Linked DNA regions of Homo sapiens: region 1 is linked to region 2. Evidence: read pairs that join two places in POLR2A ChIA-PET (ENCODE). Cell type or tissue: endothelial cell of umbilical vein. All regions are shown on one strand. Each heading gives the region's core, and the rest is flanking DNA. Links, peaks and the distances in the headings are about the cores only.

Region 1 (7,931 bases), core at 2,875-6,874, 750 kb before region 2:
TCAGGCCTCACTTCAGACGTCCCTTCTTCCAGGAAGCCCTCCCTGACTGCCAGGCTGGGACAGAGCCTCCCTGATGCAGTCCCTGTCACTTGTCATGTCACCCACATTAGTCTTTCTGTGTGTGCTCCTCCATTAGTCTGTGACCCCTGTGAGGCACCATGTTGACCACCGCTGAATTCCAAGTTCAGTGTATGGTACAAAAAAGATGCTCAAAAAACATTTGGAATTCACTTCACCAATTTTTTTTTTTTTTTTTTTTTTTTTTGCCAGGCTGGAGTGCAGTGGCACGATCTCAGCTCATTGCAACCTCCGCCTCCTGGGTTGGAGTGATTCTCCTGCCTCAGCCTCCTGAGTAGCTGGGATTACAGGCAGGTGCCACCATGCCCAGCTAATTTTTGTATTTTTAGTAGAGACAGGGTTTCACCATGTTGGCCAGGCTGGTCTCGAACTCCTGACCTCAGGTGATCTGCCACCTCAGCCTCCCAAAGTGCTGGGATTACAGGCATGAGCCACAGCACCCAGCCCATTTAACCAATATGTATTGAGAGACTGTACCAGGCCCTGTTCTAGGCACTGGAAATATAGCAGAGGATAAAACAGATCCCCACCCTCACAATGGGGGCAGTCAGATAATAAACACACAGTTAGTAAATGACTCTGTACCTTAGGTGATAAATGCTATGGAGAAAAATAAAGCTAGGAAGCGGGAAAGATGTTCTGGGGGGTTGTAGGATTTGCAGTTTTAAGTTGGGTGGCCAGGAATGCTCGACCAAGCGGACTTGAAAAGCTAAGGGCTGAACATGAGAATATCACAGGGAAATGCACCCCAGGCGGAGGTAAGGGTAAGTGCAAGGGTCCTGGGGCAGGAATGCTGGTTGGATGGGGGAATGAGAGGAGGCAGGGAATCAGGGATGATGGAGGAGAGTGGAGCTGCCATTACCGAGATGGGAGACCCCAGGGGCAGATATGGTGGAAAGACCTAGCGTTTGGGGTGAATTAATCTTGAGACATCTGCTAAATACCTAGTGAGGTGTCAAGTGGATGGTGAGAGACAGGTGTCTGGAGCTCAGAGGAGAGGTCTGGGCTAGGAAGCAGCCTGGGAGTAGCAAGACAAGCTGAGGTCACCAGGACAGAGAGGGAGGAAGCAATGCCAGGTGGCCACTGGGTCTGCTTCCCTGATGGGACATGCGTTGAGTCATGACCCAGCCCAGAGGTCTGCTTCTCTAGAAACAGAGGAGGAAGGGTTTAATCCAGTAGGTCGAGGTTGACAAATCCTCTTCCTCCAAGGGGTCTTCTTGATGCCAGGTCCACCAGTTGCCTGGTCACCCTCCTCAGGCCACTGTAGCTAAGTGGATGGTCGTTCCTTCAGTAGCCTTTATTGAGCCTTGCTGTGTGCCAGGCCCTGGGGAGCCACTAAGGATCCCAGGGGGAGGCTGGTCGCGGTGGCTCACACCTGTAATCCCAGCACTTTGGGAGGCCGAGGCAGTGGGTCACCTGAGGTCAGGAGTTAGAGACCAGCCTAACTAACATGGTGACACCCCGTCTCTACTAAAAAATACAAAAATTAGCAGGGCATGGTGGTGTGCACCTGTAATCCCAGCTACTCGGGATGCTGAGGCATGAGAATCACCTGAACCCAGGAGGCAGAGGTTGCAGTGAGCCGAGATGGTGGCACTGTACTCCAGCCTGGGCAACAGAGAGAGACTCTGTCTCAAAAAAAAAAAAAAAAAAAAAAGGGATCCCAGAAGGAAATTGAGGCAGAGTCTGCCATTCCGGAGGGCTCAGGCCAGAGTAGGATTCAGATGGGGCACCTGTAGGCAGATCTGTGATGCAGAGAAGCCTAGGGGGATGGGGGGAGTTCAGAAGAGGCACCAGGACCAGAAGTGGCACTCATGGAAGGCTTCCCGGAAGAGGTAGTGTCTAAATGGACACCTGAAGGATGAGCAGGAATTGGCAAGAATGGGTAGGAGGACAAACTTTCCATGTGGAAAGACATCACGTCCTTGCAAATGCCCTGGACCAGGAGTTTCTTTTTTCCTGCACCCAGGTCAACCCCTCCCCGGGGAGGGGGCTGGCCTCCAGCACGTGTCGGCTGTGGGGAGGCTGTTGTACCTGGGACAGGCCCAGCTGGCTCAGGAAGGAACATACACCTGTGAATGCAGCAACGTGGTGGGGAACAGCAGCCAGGACCTGCAGCTGGAGGTGCACGGTGGGTGAGCTGGGCGGGGGCTGGAAGGGTCTGGGATCATGGACTGGCTGGGCAGGCGCTGCCCTGAAATTGGAGCAAATACGGGGAAGTGATGGTGTGTGGTGCAGGCTTTCTCCTCCCTCACGTTCCTGGTGTGTGAGTCCGTTCTCACACTGCTCTAAAGACACTACCTGAGACTGGCTAATTTATAAACGAGAGGCTTAATTGACTCACAGTTCCACATGGCTGGGGAGGCCTCAGGAAACTCACAATCATGGCGGAAGATGAAGGGGAAGCAAGGCACGCCTTACATGTCGGCAGGAGAGAGAGAGAGCCAGGGGGGAAGCACCAGACACTTATCAAACAACCAGATCTCCTGAGAACTGACTCACTCACTCGCTATCAATCACAAGAACAGCATAGGGGAAACCGCCCAGATGATCCAATCACCTCCCACCAGGTCCCTCTCTCTGCACGTGGGGATTACAATTCGAGATGAGATTTGGGTGGGGACACAGCCAAGCCATATCACCTGGCATTTTAACTGCCCCTCCCACACAGCTTCTCACTAACCCAAGCATTGGGGGTGGGGGCAGCAGCACAGTCCCTAAGGGCCCCCCAGTGGTCCAGAGGAGAAAAGCCACATCTGAAACAGCTGGAAACCCGAAAGAAGCATGAGTATTATGTGAAGCTCCTATATATGATGGAAACCTAAAGCCCTATCTACTGGTCCTGCAGTGATGAAATGAAATCCCCCAGCCTGGTAAAAATCCTGCTAGAAAATAAAACCAGGAACAGTGCTGTTCAACATCTTGAGGAGAAACCCACCCGTAGAATAATTTCCCACCCCTAACCAGTCCCAACAACTGTTGAAACTCCAGGAAGTCTCTGGTTTTTGAGGAAGAAAACCCATCACACTTCCTGAAAGGGCTGTTCCCCACATAGCAGGCCTGCCTGTGACTCCCAGGCTGTAGTAGCAGTAGGGTGCTGTTATGACCCCATTGTTGGGAAGGAAAATGGAGGTGAGGTCACGAGGTCACACAGCCAGCGATGGCAAGGGGAGAGGGTGTGTCCCTATTGGGCCCGGGGTAAGTGTGTGGTGCCTGGTGGCCCCAGCAGCTTTCTCTGATGGGCTTTCTCCCCACCCCAACAGTTCCCCCTCAGATTGCCGGTCCCCGGGAGCCTCCCACACAAGTCTCTGTGGTCCAGGATGGAGTGGCCACTCTGGAGTGCAACGCCACAGGGAAACCCCCTCCGACAGTGACATGGGAGCGGGACGGCCAGCCCGTGGGGGCTGAACTGGGCCTGCAGCTGCAGAACCAGGGTCAGAGCCTGCATGTGGAGCGGGCCCAGGCTGCCCACACTGGACGCTACAGCTGTGTGGCCGAGAACCTGGCTGGGAGGGCAGAGAGGAAGTTTGAGCTCTCCGTACTGGGTGAGGACCGGCAGCTGCTGGAGGAGTTGGGCTGGGGCAGATTAGAGTGGGCAAGGTGGGTTCAATCTCCAGGCACGGCCCTCAGGCTGTGATCCTGGGGTCACACCTGTTCTTTCTGGAGTCAGGGCTCTAATGAGAGCTGCTGGTGGGGGGAGCCACCAACACTGCTCTCAAAATCAGGACTGGTCCCAAATGGCCCCAATTTCCCCCAATTCGCCTCTCCTCCCTCCCTCTCTCCCTCTTGGGTTTACTCTTCCTCTACTCTGTTCTGGGCACTGGGAAAGTAAGCAGTCCCTGTCCTGCATGACTGGTATGTGATGGGGAGAATTCAGGGGCTTGTGAGAGACCAGGAAAACCTTGAATACTGTTGGGGCAGGTCAGGGCAACCTCCCAGAGGAGGTGCCTTTTAAGCTGGACCATAAAGGGTGAGTAGGAGTTAGGCAGCTGCTAGGTGAGGGGAAGCACGTGCCAGGCAGAGGGTGGCTGGGGCAGCCTCATGCATTCCATCATTTACTGAGCTCCTACTGTATGCCTGAAGGATAATTCAGGGTGGAGACAGGGAGTGGTAAGAGATAGGGTGGGAGAGGTGGGCGGGGATCAGTTTAGGGAGGGCGCCCCTCACTGTTGCTGGGATCTCGAGCCTCACCCAGATATCCCCAACACCCCCACCCCCCTGGGTAGAGAGTGGCTTCCTTCAGGAACAGGTTCCTTCAGAACTGCAGCGTTGCCACTTAGCTTCCACACGTGGATTTGGGAAGCACATCTGGCTTCGCCTTTGCACTAATTCCGGTCCCACTGGCTCAGCGCTTGCTCTGCCCAGATACTGGACTGGGCACTTTCACGTGTTCCTGTTGAATCCCCCAGCATCCCGCTGAGGGCTTGGGGAGACTGAGGCCCAAGGAGCCTGCCCGACTCCAGAGCCCAGCCTGTGGCGCCATGGGCTCCCTCCTAGGTGTCCTCACTTTAGGGGGAGCAGCTCTGCTCTCGTCACTTCTGCTCCTCAGACTCTCCCAATTGGGTGGAGTTGGGGGGCAGTCAGTGGGGCTGGGGAAGGAGCATGAAGCACACAGCCCATATCTGCACCCTGAATGTGGCTTCTTCTTTGTGTCCAGTGCCCCCAGAGCTCATTGGAGACTTGGACCCGCTGACCAACATCACTGCTGCCTTGCACAGCCCCTTAACTCTGCTCTGTGAAGCCATGGGGATCCCACCTCCAGCCATCCGCTGGTTCCGAGGGGAGGAGCCTGTCAGCCCCGGGGAGGACACCTACCTGCTGGCAGGTAAGATACCAGCTAAGGTTGGATCCTGGGAATCAGGTCGGGCTCTCTGCCTCTGACTCTATCCATTACATGCCCATGACCTCTGACTCTGAGCTGCCAGGCCTGGTTGGAATAATCATTCCAGCTGCTGGTCCCCAAAGAATGCAGCCCAAAACACTAGTCAGGTGAGGTGCTCCAGGAAAATATCATGGATTTAGATAAATTTGGAAAAGGCTTCCTGCTCTGTTCATCTAGAGAACCACAATGAACATTTGCATAGCAAAGGTTCTGATAAGTCCTGCAGAAAAAAAAAAAACAAACTTTGGCACTTATATATAACATCCCACAGAACAGTAACAAGTTTTGGATGTGCTGATCTAAGCACCTTCTCCTCTGAATATTTATCCTCCTCATAAAATGGGTTTGTGAGGTTCTTGCTGGTATACAAATGAGGAACTGAGGCCCAGGAGTCTCTGTCCCATCCAAATCCTGCAAGGACTTCAAGGCCCCTGAGGCTATGCCTCAGTCACCCATTGGTTGTTCCACGCAGCCCATGATGAGATGGCAAATACATTTCCTCTTGGGCATCATTTCTGAGCACTTGGTAAGAATTGCCGGGTGCATTCTGTGGATAGGAATTCAGAGACTGCATTGGGCCCAGTGGAAAGGAATGTGGCAATCAGTTAGTAATGTCGGCTCTGGGTGCAGTAACAGCAGTGGTGTCCTGTGTCCTATGTATCTGCCCTCCACACACTGATCTTGGGAGACCCTTGGGTTCCTCTGAGAGGAGCTGTCTCTCCCTGAGAGATCCTTGGGAGGAGAAGCCCTTTTACCATGTCTGTCAGAGTAGAGCAGAGGTCTGCTGGGCCAGGACTACATAACCCATTACTCTCCCTTCAGCTCCAGCCAATCCCCAGAGCCAGGGGTGGCCAGGGTGACAGATACTTCTTGCTAGAGCAGGGTCCTCAGATTTATTCTGGTACGTGTCTAATCTCCAGGCAGTTCCATCCATTTGTTTACCCTCCTGGGCCTCAGTTTGTGGATCTGAGGAACAGGACACAATGGGAGACAGACATGTACACGCCTAATTATAATGCCTTTTCCTGCTGGGCAGCAGGGGGCTCGGCTTGGGACAGAATGCTGCTCAGAGCCATGCTTGGGGCCCACGCCCCTCCCTCCCCAGGTGGCTGGATGCTGAAGATGACTCAGACACAGGAGCAAGACAGTGGCCTCTACTCATGCCTGGCAAGCAACGAGGCTGGGGAGGCACGGAGGAACTTCAGTGTGGAGGTGCTGGGTGCGTTACAACCCCATTCTCATGGGTGCCCTATGAACTCTTCCCCACTGCCTGGGAGCTCCCAGAGGCAGGTCCCCAGACTCATGGCTCATGCTGTAGCAGGGGCCCAGCACAGAGAAGGAGGGAGAAGCTAAGCCCTGTACACTTTGCCTCATCAAAAACCTTTGTTCAAGCCTGGGCAGTGTGGTGAAACCCTGTCTCTATTAAATGTACAAAAATTAACAGGGCATGGTGGTACACGCCTGTAGTCTCAGCTACTCAGGAAGCAGAGGCTGCAGTGATCGTGCCACTGCACTCCAGCCCAGGTGACAAGAAACCTCTGTTCTCAGGCCACCATGGAACTTTCCAGAAACAGCAGGGACAATCGAAAGTGGAAGGGGGCAAATATTTTTGACACCACTAAGACTGCCTGCCTCTCATCAGAGTCTTCTTCTGAGACACTGGTACTTCCATCAGGCAGCAGGAAATGTTTCTTAAACTCACCACCCTATGGAAACAGGCATGGGATGGGGAAACTGAGGCACAAGAAACGGTGGGCTCTTGGCTTCTTGTTCTGTGATTGTGTAGCCTGGGCGGGCCAGCCCCCCCCCCCACCCCATCACTAGCCATTTGTCTCCCTGCTTCTCCCAGTTCCTCCCAGTATTGAGAACGAGGACTTGGAGGAGGTGATCAAGGTCCTTGATGGACAGACTGCCCATCTTATGTGCAACGTCACAGGTAAGGGCCACATGATGTGATGGGCTGGGAGAAGGGGCGGGAAGGCACCTTCAGAAAGGAGGGGATCCCTGGGGATCTGCCCACCTGCCCCAGCCCCACTCCTCCTGACTGGGGTCTCTCTACATCTTGGACTCGGCACCAGGTCCCAGCTCATCTTTGCATGTGTTCTTCCATCCCAAACACTCTTCCCTCTCCCCACCTCACTACAGACCTCAGCTTTCAGGACCCTCCACAGGGAGTCCTTGGCTGGCCCCTAAGGCTCAGTGGGCCATCTCCACTGGGCTCCCACAAGCCCCAGTGCTTCCCTGTCCTAGCACTGACCCACATTGGACCATAGTGGCCTTGTGGCATCTGAGCTTCTTGAAGACCCAGCTGCTGCCTTGTCACCATGGTTTCCCCAGTGCCTGGCAGAGTAGGCTCCCATTCGTGCTTATGGGTTGAAGGATGGATGGATGGATGGATGGATGGGTGGGTGGGTGGGTGGATGGATGGATGGATGGATGGATGGATGGATGAATGGATAGATGGATAGGTAGGTGGGTGGATGGATGGATGGATGGATGGATAGATGGATGGATAGGTAGATGGATGGATGGATGGATGGATAGGTAGGTGGATGGATAGATGGATAGGTAGGTGGATGGATAGATGGATAGGTAGGTGGATGGATAGATGGATAGGTAGGTGGATGGGTAGATGAATGGGTGGATGAATGAATGAGGGTTGGATGGATGGATGGATGTGTGGATGGGTGCATGGATGGATGGATGGATGGATGGATGGATGGATGGAGAAATTTGTGGCTGAATAAAAGGATAGGTGGGTAGGTAGATGGTTGGATGGTTGGGTGGTTGGGTGGGTGAATGGGTGGATGGTTGGGTGGATGGATGAATGGAGAAATGAATGGATGATTGGTTGAATGGAGGGATAGTTGGGTAGGTAGATGAATGGATGGTTGGATAGTTGGATGGTTGGGTGGATGGGTGGGCGGTGGGTGTGTGGACGAATAGAGAGATGAATGGATGATTGATTGAC
Region 2 (7,931 bases), core at 1,551-5,550:
GCGGGGGCAGCACAGCCTGCAGGAGGGCCTCGGCTTTCTCTGCTGGCTGCTTGTGGGGCAGGATGGACCATGAGGGCCCCACTCTGCCCGGGCAGGGGGTGACCTGCAGAGGCCCCACGGTCCGTTTGACACACTGCTCCCATCTGAACATACCAAGCCCACTGCTCCGACATCCTCCCTCACTGCTAGAAGTTTTCCTGGACTCCTTGATCAGGGAAGTATAACTCAGTCTGTGTGTGAGGTTTGGGGTGATGGTCTGTGTACCCCGGGAAACTGTATGTCCACTTTGTGGGCTAGGGCAGGCCTTTTTCCTGGTTTCAGAATCACAGGTCCCCTGAATCAGTGGTTCCCACACCCGGTTGCCCATCAGAACTGCCTGGGACGCTAAAAAGCACACCCATGCCTGCCCCCACCCTGTCCTTCCACACCCATGAGCCAGAATCCTGGGGCAGGGAATCAGAGCTAGTCACTTTGCTACTAACTCAGATGCAGCTGGTCTGTGCTGCTGGGGACCCGGGAGAAAGCAGCTGCCCTCCTGGTAAGAGGGTCAGAGTGGCCCCCAGCCATCTTTCCCTCGTGGCACCTCTAGGAGAGTAGTCCAGGCAGGATGAGCTCTTTCCCCAGAGGCCATGGCTCAGCGGATGGGGGACTCAGGTCAAGACCCTTGGTAGGGTGCGGGAGGTGGTTCAGACTCCTGAGGACACGGTCATTTGCCCACAAGGGAGCCACTGGGTCCCCACAGGGAGACGCTGCTTCCAAACTAATGCTAGTTTTTGCTCTGTGATTTCCAGAGAAGTACATGGAGTTTGACCTGAACAATGAAGGCGAGATTGGTGAGTGAAGCCTTGAGTGTGTTTAGGGAGGAGGGTGTTAAGTGGGTAGAGGGCTTGAGGGACCCTCTGTGCGGGTGAGGGGCATGGGGCAGTCCGGAAGGCTGGTGAATATGTTGCGCCGAGCCAGCCCCAGCCCCTTGCCTTCTGCCCTGGCACCACTGCCCTCAGACTCCTCCAGACCCTTTGATCCCCTACTGCTTCCCTCCCCACCCACACCTCAGCCTCCCACCCCAGGTGCTACGGGGACTCAGGACAGAGGGTGCCACACCTGCCCAGGGCTGGAGACACTCAGGGTGGACAGGCCCTGGGCCTCCTGGCTGGCATTTCAGTGGCCCTGAAGTCTGTCTTTCCATTGTATGTCATTCGGCAGTTGACAAGTTGCTTTTATATACGTTGATTCTCTCCTTATTGCATCCTGCTGTGCAGCTACTGGCACTTACGTTCTGGTAGGAGACCATACCTGGACCTCACCCGCAAAGAAGTGGTTAAGGCTGGTTTAATTATCCCCATTTTACAGATGAGGAAAGCAAGACTCAGAAAGGTGAAATGGGCCGGGCGCCATGGCTCAAGCCTGTAATCCCAGCACTTTGGGAGGCCAAGGCGTGGGGATCACCTGAGGTCAGGAGTTCAAGACCAGCCTGGCCAACATGACGAAATCCCATCTCTACTAAAAATACAAAAATTAGCTGGGTGTGGTGGCGGGTGCCTGTAATCCCAGCTACTCGGGAGGCTGAGGCAGGAGAACTGCTTGAACCCAGGAGGCGGAGGTTGCAGTGAGCCAAGATTGTGCCACTGCACTCCAGCCTGGGTGACAGAGCGAGATTCTGTCTCAAAAAAAAAAAAAAAAAAAAAAAAAGCAAAAAGAAAGGTGAAATGACTTGCTTACATGGAACACTGGCAGTGAACCAGGGCCCAGCCGTTGGTTTCTGAACAGTTTCCCCCTTTTCCATTTCATCCTGCGTCTCAGATTGATGCTGCTACCGGCATTTCTACTCCTCTTCCTCTGTCCTCTCTCTTTTCTTCTCCCTTTAGAATATTTTGATCATTTTTTTTTTTCTTTAGAAAGAAAATTTGGCCAGGCACAGTGTCTCACGCCTGTAATCCCAGCACTTTGGGAGGCCAAGGCGGGCGGATCACATGAGATCAGGAGTTCGAGACCAGCCTGGGCAACATGGTGAAACCCCATCTTTACTAAAAATGCAAAAATTAGCCGGGCATGGTGGCAGATGCCTGTAATCCCAGCTACTCGGGAGGCTGAGGCAGGAGAATTGCTTTAACCCAGGAGGTGGAGGTTGCAGTGAGCCCAGATTGCACCATTGCACTCCAGCCTAGGGGACAAGAGCAAGACTTCGTCTCAAAAAAAAAAAAAAAAAATTTGGCTTATCAAATAAACACATTTTCATCATTAAAAAAATTGGGGAAACACAGCAAGACAAAAAGACAAAAATGCATCACCCACAACCCCACCTCCCAGAAGTAACTGCTACAAACATTTCCGTTTCTAGCCTTCCACTCTTTATTCTAATCACAAAAGCTGTTTTATATCATTTTTGAGCCTCCTTGAAAAAAATAACTTTCTATTGGTCAGCCCGGCCAGAAAAAATAAGTGAAATAAAACAATGGTGAGTATTTTGATTTATTATTGATTTTTCTTTCTTTTTTTGAGACATAGTCTCATTCTGTTGCCCAGGCTGGAGTGCAGTGGCACAATCTTGGCTCACTGCATCCTCAGCCTCCCAGGTTCAAGCGGTTCTCCTGCCTCAGCCTCCCAAGTAGCTGAGATTACAGGCACGCACCACCACGCCCGGCTAATTTTCGTATTTTTAGTAGAGACGAGGTTTCACCATGTTGGCCAGGCTGGACTCAAACTCCTGGCCTCAAGTGATCCGCCTGCCTCGTCGTCCCAAAGTGCTGGGATTACAGGCATGAGCCATGGCGCCAGCTGATTTTTCTTTTGAAATATAGTTAATGGCTGCATTGTAGGAATGGATTCTAATTTGTTTAGCCGATGCCTTTGTGTGGACCATTTGGATGCCTTCCAATTTTAACTATTATTGATAATCCTGTAAAGAACCTCTTTGTACATGAGTGCTTGTTCACCTCCCTGGTTATTTCTGTAGAGGAAATCTCAGGAAGGGGACACTGGGTCAAAGGCTTTTGAAGCATCTTGCCGAACTGCCCGAGAAAGGTCCTGCCAACTTCAGAGTCTGGCAGTGCGTGTGCAGCCCTTTCCCCCTTTCCTGGAGAAGGCTGCCCAGCTCTCTCTGAATGCGTGGACATCCTGGCACCTTTGGGCCTGGCCCCAGTCCCGCCCGCCTTGCCAGGAGGAGCATTGGCTGCGCCACGGCCCATGGCCCCTACCCCAGCCCTCTCCTGCCATCCTTAGATGACCCATTGTTCACTGGAGAACAATCCAAAGGAAATTGCCTCAGATCTTGGTGGGAGCTGGGCGGTCAGAGACAGCACCGCCTCGGGCTGGAGTGACATTCTGGGGCCTCCCTTGTTTTTCTTGAATTTTGTTCTTTTGTTGGTTTTCCTGCTCTGTGGGATATTTTTGGCATCCTCTCCCTTCCAGCCGGGGCAGAGCCCTAGGACAGCAGGACAGGAGTGGCACGTGGGGAGAAGCCACCTGCCACTCGGCACCCAGCAGAGTTACTTTCAATGCCTGACTTCCTGACCCTGCCACACTGGGCATAACTCCCCAGGCAGCAGGAGAGTGGGCACCCAGCCCACCCTAACTGCAGGAAATAGCAGAGCCCACAGTCATGGTGTGAAGAAAGTGCTCTGGGCCGGTGCTTCCTGCACAGAGATCCCTGAATGATCCCATCCACCCGTTCCACCGTTGGTGGGAGCAGGGGTTCAGAGAGGTTAAGTAGTGTGCCCCAGATCCCAGAGCCAGGAATAGCAGAGCTCGATTCCAATGCAAGCCCGTCTGACTCTAGAAGCCCAGGTCACTAACCACTAGCCTATACGGCCTCCAAAGAGAGCAGGGAGGGCGTGATGGGCTCCTCCTCCCTAGAGAAGGAGTGCAGACGCCAAGTTTCTAGGCGTGGGGTGCCTGAGTGGAGCTTTCCCAGCTTCCCTGCTAAGCCCCAGCAGCCCATCTCCACTTAACAGATCTGCTTTTCCCCCGGCAGACCTGATGTCTTTAAAGAGGATGATGGAGAAGCTTGGTGTCCCCAAGACCCACCTGGAGATGAAGAAGATGATCTCAGAGGTGACAGGAGGGGTCAGTGACACTATATCCTACCGAGACTTTGTGAACATGATGCTGGGGAAACGGTCGGCTGTCCTCAAGTTGTGAGTACCTCCTTCCTCCCTTGGGATCTCTGAAGGCAAAATCATTCTGTGCAGAGAGGCCCCTGGCTCTGGGCACCCCAGCCATTCCCCACCTAGTAGGTAACTCATTGTGCGACCTGCTGGACAAGGTACTTACTTCTCCTGATCCTGATTTCCTTATCTGTCAATTGTTTGTTTGTTTTTTTTTCTTTTGAGATGGAGTCTTACTCTATTGCCCAGGCTGGAGTGCAGTGGTGTGATCTTGGCTCACTGCAACCTCCGCCTCCTGGGTTCAAGTGATTCTTCTGCCTCAGCCTCCCTAGTAGCTGAGATTACAGGCATGCACCACTATGCTTGGCTAATTTTTGTATTTTTAGAAGAGACGGGGTTTTGCCATGTTGGCCAGGCTAGTCTCAAACTCCTGACCTCAGGTAATCTGCCCTCCTCAGCCTCCCAAAATGTTAGGATTATAGGCGTGAGCCACCACACCCGGCCCAAATGGTCATATTAATATGTACCCTGTAGGGGAAATTAGCTTGTAGCAGAGTCAGGCAGAATCAGTACTCAGTAAGTGGCAACTGTGATGATGATGATGGTGGTGATGGTGATAATGGTGATAAATCTGTTGAAACTTTCCGAGCCTTAGTTTTCCTTTTTTTTTTTTTTCTTTTTGAGATCTCGCTCTGTCACCCAGGCTGGAGTGCAGTGACATGATCTCAGCTCACTGCAACCTCCGCCTCCTGAGCTCAAGTGATTCTCCTGCCTCAGCCTCCCGAGTAGCCAGGATTACAGGTGTGCGCCACCACACCCAACTAATTTTTGTATTTTTAGTAGAAATGGGGTTTCGCCATGTTGGCCAGGTTGGTCTCAAACTCCTGACTTCCAAGAGATCAGACCCCCTCGGCCTCCCAAAGTGCTAGGATTACAGGCGTGAGCCACCATGCCTGGCAGTTTCCCCATTTGTAAAGCACCTCCACTACCCCCACAGGCTTGTAAGCATAAAATAGAGTCAAAAATTGGCCCCAAAGGGAGGCAGGGTTTGCATCTTGATGCTATTACTTGCTACCAAAATGACCCTGGGCAAGTTACCTTAGGTCTGCGAGTCTCAGTTTCTTCATCTATAAAATAGGGGTGATAATCATGTCTTCCGTGATGTCCTGAGGGCTAGTGAAATGACACTTATGAAGATTTCAGCCTTGTGTGGCTGATGGCAAACACCTACTACGTGGTAGCACATTGTGGGTGCTGCCCCATTGAAGAGCGTTACAGCATTGCCCCAGGGCAGTCTCATTGTCATTTGTCACAGCTGAAAATAACACTCTGCCAGGTGCCCTGGCTCACGCCTTTAATCCCAGCGCTTCGGGAGGCTGAGGCCGGTGGATCACCTGAGGTCAGGAGTTCGAGACTAGCCTGGTCAACATGGTGAAACCCCGTTTCTACTAAAAATACAAAAATTAGCTGGGTGTTGTGGCTCACGCCTGTAATCCTGGCTACTCGGGAGGCTGAGGCAGGAGAATCACTTGAGCCCAGGAGGCGGAGGTTGCAGTGAGCAGAGATCGTGACATTGCCCTCCAGCCTGGGCGGCAAGAACAAAACTCTGTCTCAAAAGAAAAAAAAAAAAAAAAAGAAAACAGAAAATAACACTTACTTGGCTTTTATGAAATAAGATTCACTTTTTTAAAGTACGAATGTAAAATATACCTGTCTCATTTTACAAAGGAGCTTGTTGAGGCCCAAGGAGACTGAGTACCTGGCCCATGAGCCCACGGTCCAATCTGGCCAGATCTTCTAGCACCCCACTTCCAGGGAGAAACGCCAAGGATCAGAGAGGTCAAGTGTCTTGCTTGAGCCACCCGGCTGGGAAGTAGCAGGGCTGGCATTTGAATCTAGGCAGTTGCCCTAGAGGTTATACGCTGAGCCCCTACCCTCTACTCCCCAGACACCACTCTCAGAGCAGTGGGCAGGTTTTTGAAGATCTTTGCGCAGAGGCGTGGCCCAGCCTGGCTCAGCCTCCTCCAGGCAGTGTGGTTAAGGGAAGGGTATGGCCTGGAAGTCAGAAGCCTGGAGTCGTACCCAGCCTCTGCCCTGGACCGCCTGTGTGGTTCTGAGGAGTCATATCACCACTTTGCGCCTCCATTTTCTCCTCTGTAAAATGGGACTAGCAGCCCCTTCCTTGGAGCTGCTGTCTTGGGCTTCTGCAAGGATCCCACTGGAGAACAGATTTAAATTCTGTTGAGGACCCTGCTGACATGAGGCTGGGATGATCTTTCCCTGGATGAGGGAAGGATCCTAATCTTGTTTTTCTTTCTTTTTTTCTTTTCTCCATCTCCAAACCAGAGTCATGATGTTTGAAGGAAAAGCCAACGAGAGCAGCCCCAAGCCAGTTGGCCCCCCTCCAGAGAGAGACATTGCTAGCCTGCCCTGAGGACCCCGCCTGGACTCCCCAGCCTTCCCACCCCATACCTCCCTCCCGATCTTGCTGCCCTTCTTGACACACTGTGATCTCTCTCTCTCTCATTTGTTTGGTCATTGAGGGTTTGTTTGTGTTTTCATCAATGTCTTTGTAAAGCACAAATTATCTGCCTTAAAGGGGCTCTGGGTCGGGGAATCCTGAGCCTTGGGTCCCCTCCCTCTCTTCTTCCCTCCTTCCCCGCTCCCTGTGCAGAAGGGCTGACATCAAACCAAAAACTAGAGGGGGCAGGGCCAGGGCAGGGAGGCTTCCAGCCTGTGTTCCCCTCACTTGGAGGAACCAGCACTCTCCATCCTTTCAGAAAGTCTCCAAGCCAAGTTCAGGCTCACTGACCTGGCTCTGACGAGGACCCCAGGCCACTCTGAGAAGACCTTGGAGTAGGGACAAGGCTGCAGGGCCTCTTTCGGGTTTCCTTGGACAGTGCCATGGCTCCAGTGCTCTGGTGTCACCCAGGACACAGCCACTCGGGGCCCCGCTGCCCCAGCTGATCCCCACTCATTCCACACCTCTTCTCATCCTCAGTGATGTGAAGGTGGGAAGGAAAGGAGCTTGGCATTGGGAGCCCTTCAAGAAGGTACCAGAAGGAACCCTCCAGTCCTGCTCTCTGGCCACACCTGTGCAGGCAGCTGAGAGGCAGCGTGCAGCCCTACTGTCCCTTACTGGGGCAGCAGAGGGCTTCGGAGGCAGAAGTGAGGCCTGGGGTTTTGGGGGAAAGGTCAGCTCAGTGCTGTTCCACCTTTTAGGGAGGTTACTGAGGGGACCAGGATGGGAGAATGAGGAGTAAAATGCTCACGGCAAAGTCAGCAGCACTGGTAAGCCAAGACTGAGAAATACAAGGTTGCTTGTCTGACCCCAATCTGCTTGAAACCTGACTCTGCTTCTCTCATTTGTCTTCCTACCCTACTCACATAATTCACTCATTGACTCACTCATTCACCAGATATTTATTGACCTGCTATTATAAGCTTTACATCCTCCCATGTTGTCCTGGCATGTGCAGTATACACGGTCTAACTCATCTCTCCCCAGATCTCTCAGAACCTTGAGCTTGGGAATTGAACTGGGGTCACCTGTGTCCTTTCTTATGGACTCGCAGGATTTTAGAACCCTAATGCACCCTGGAGGGTAGCTGGGCCAGACTTCTCATTTCACAGGTGAGGAGACTGGTGCCCCACAGGGATTAAGTGCCTTGCCCAAGGTCAGGCTTATCTCCAGAGGGAGGTGCCCTGGACTGGGGCCCAGATGTTCAGGGACCCTGCCTACACCTCATTTCCAGTGTGGGCTGCCTTAGTTAGTTATGAGAACAGGGAAGGGCTGGGAAGAGACAGCCTCCAAGGTCAACACTTGGA

Evidence for each region. ChIA-PET counts read pairs that join two places held together with the same protein. Peaks named below come from ENCODE experiments on the same cell type or tissue, not always from the same donor. Only the 100,000 strongest peaks of a DNase experiment are listed, where the experiment ranks them.
Region 1: POLR2A ChIA-PET joins it to region 2 with 5 read pairs; 2 of 35 experiments call an interaction of 5 or more read pairs at or near these places.

Annotation. Positions count from the first base shown.
Region 1 is chr9:130,366,229-130,374,159 of GRCh38, forward strand. HMCN2 (hemicentin 2) reads left to right here. Exons shown (of 98, transcript NM_001291815.2): 44 at 2,048-2,209; 45 at 3,342-3,623; 46 at 4,736-4,903; 47 at 6,066-6,179; 48 at 6,810-6,896. Among named protein-coding and RNA genes, the nearest start is that of ASS1, 75 kb to the right of the region's middle. In endothelial cell of umbilical vein, for the core only: no CTCF peak of the experiment used is centred there; no DNase peak of the experiment used is centred there.
Region 2 is chr9:131,113,786-131,121,716 of GRCh38, forward strand. It overlaps AIF1L (allograft inflammatory factor 1 like), which reads left to right. Exons shown (of 6, transcript NM_031426.4): 4 at 792-833; 5 at 3,971-4,133; 6 at 6,450-7,931. The coding sequence ends at 6,537. Among named protein-coding and RNA genes, the nearest start is that of NUP214, 7.8 kb to the right of the region's middle. In endothelial cell of umbilical vein, for the core only: no CTCF peak of the experiment used is centred there; DNase peaks (open chromatin) are centred at 3,376 and 3,546; H3K27ac peaks cover 2,227 bases.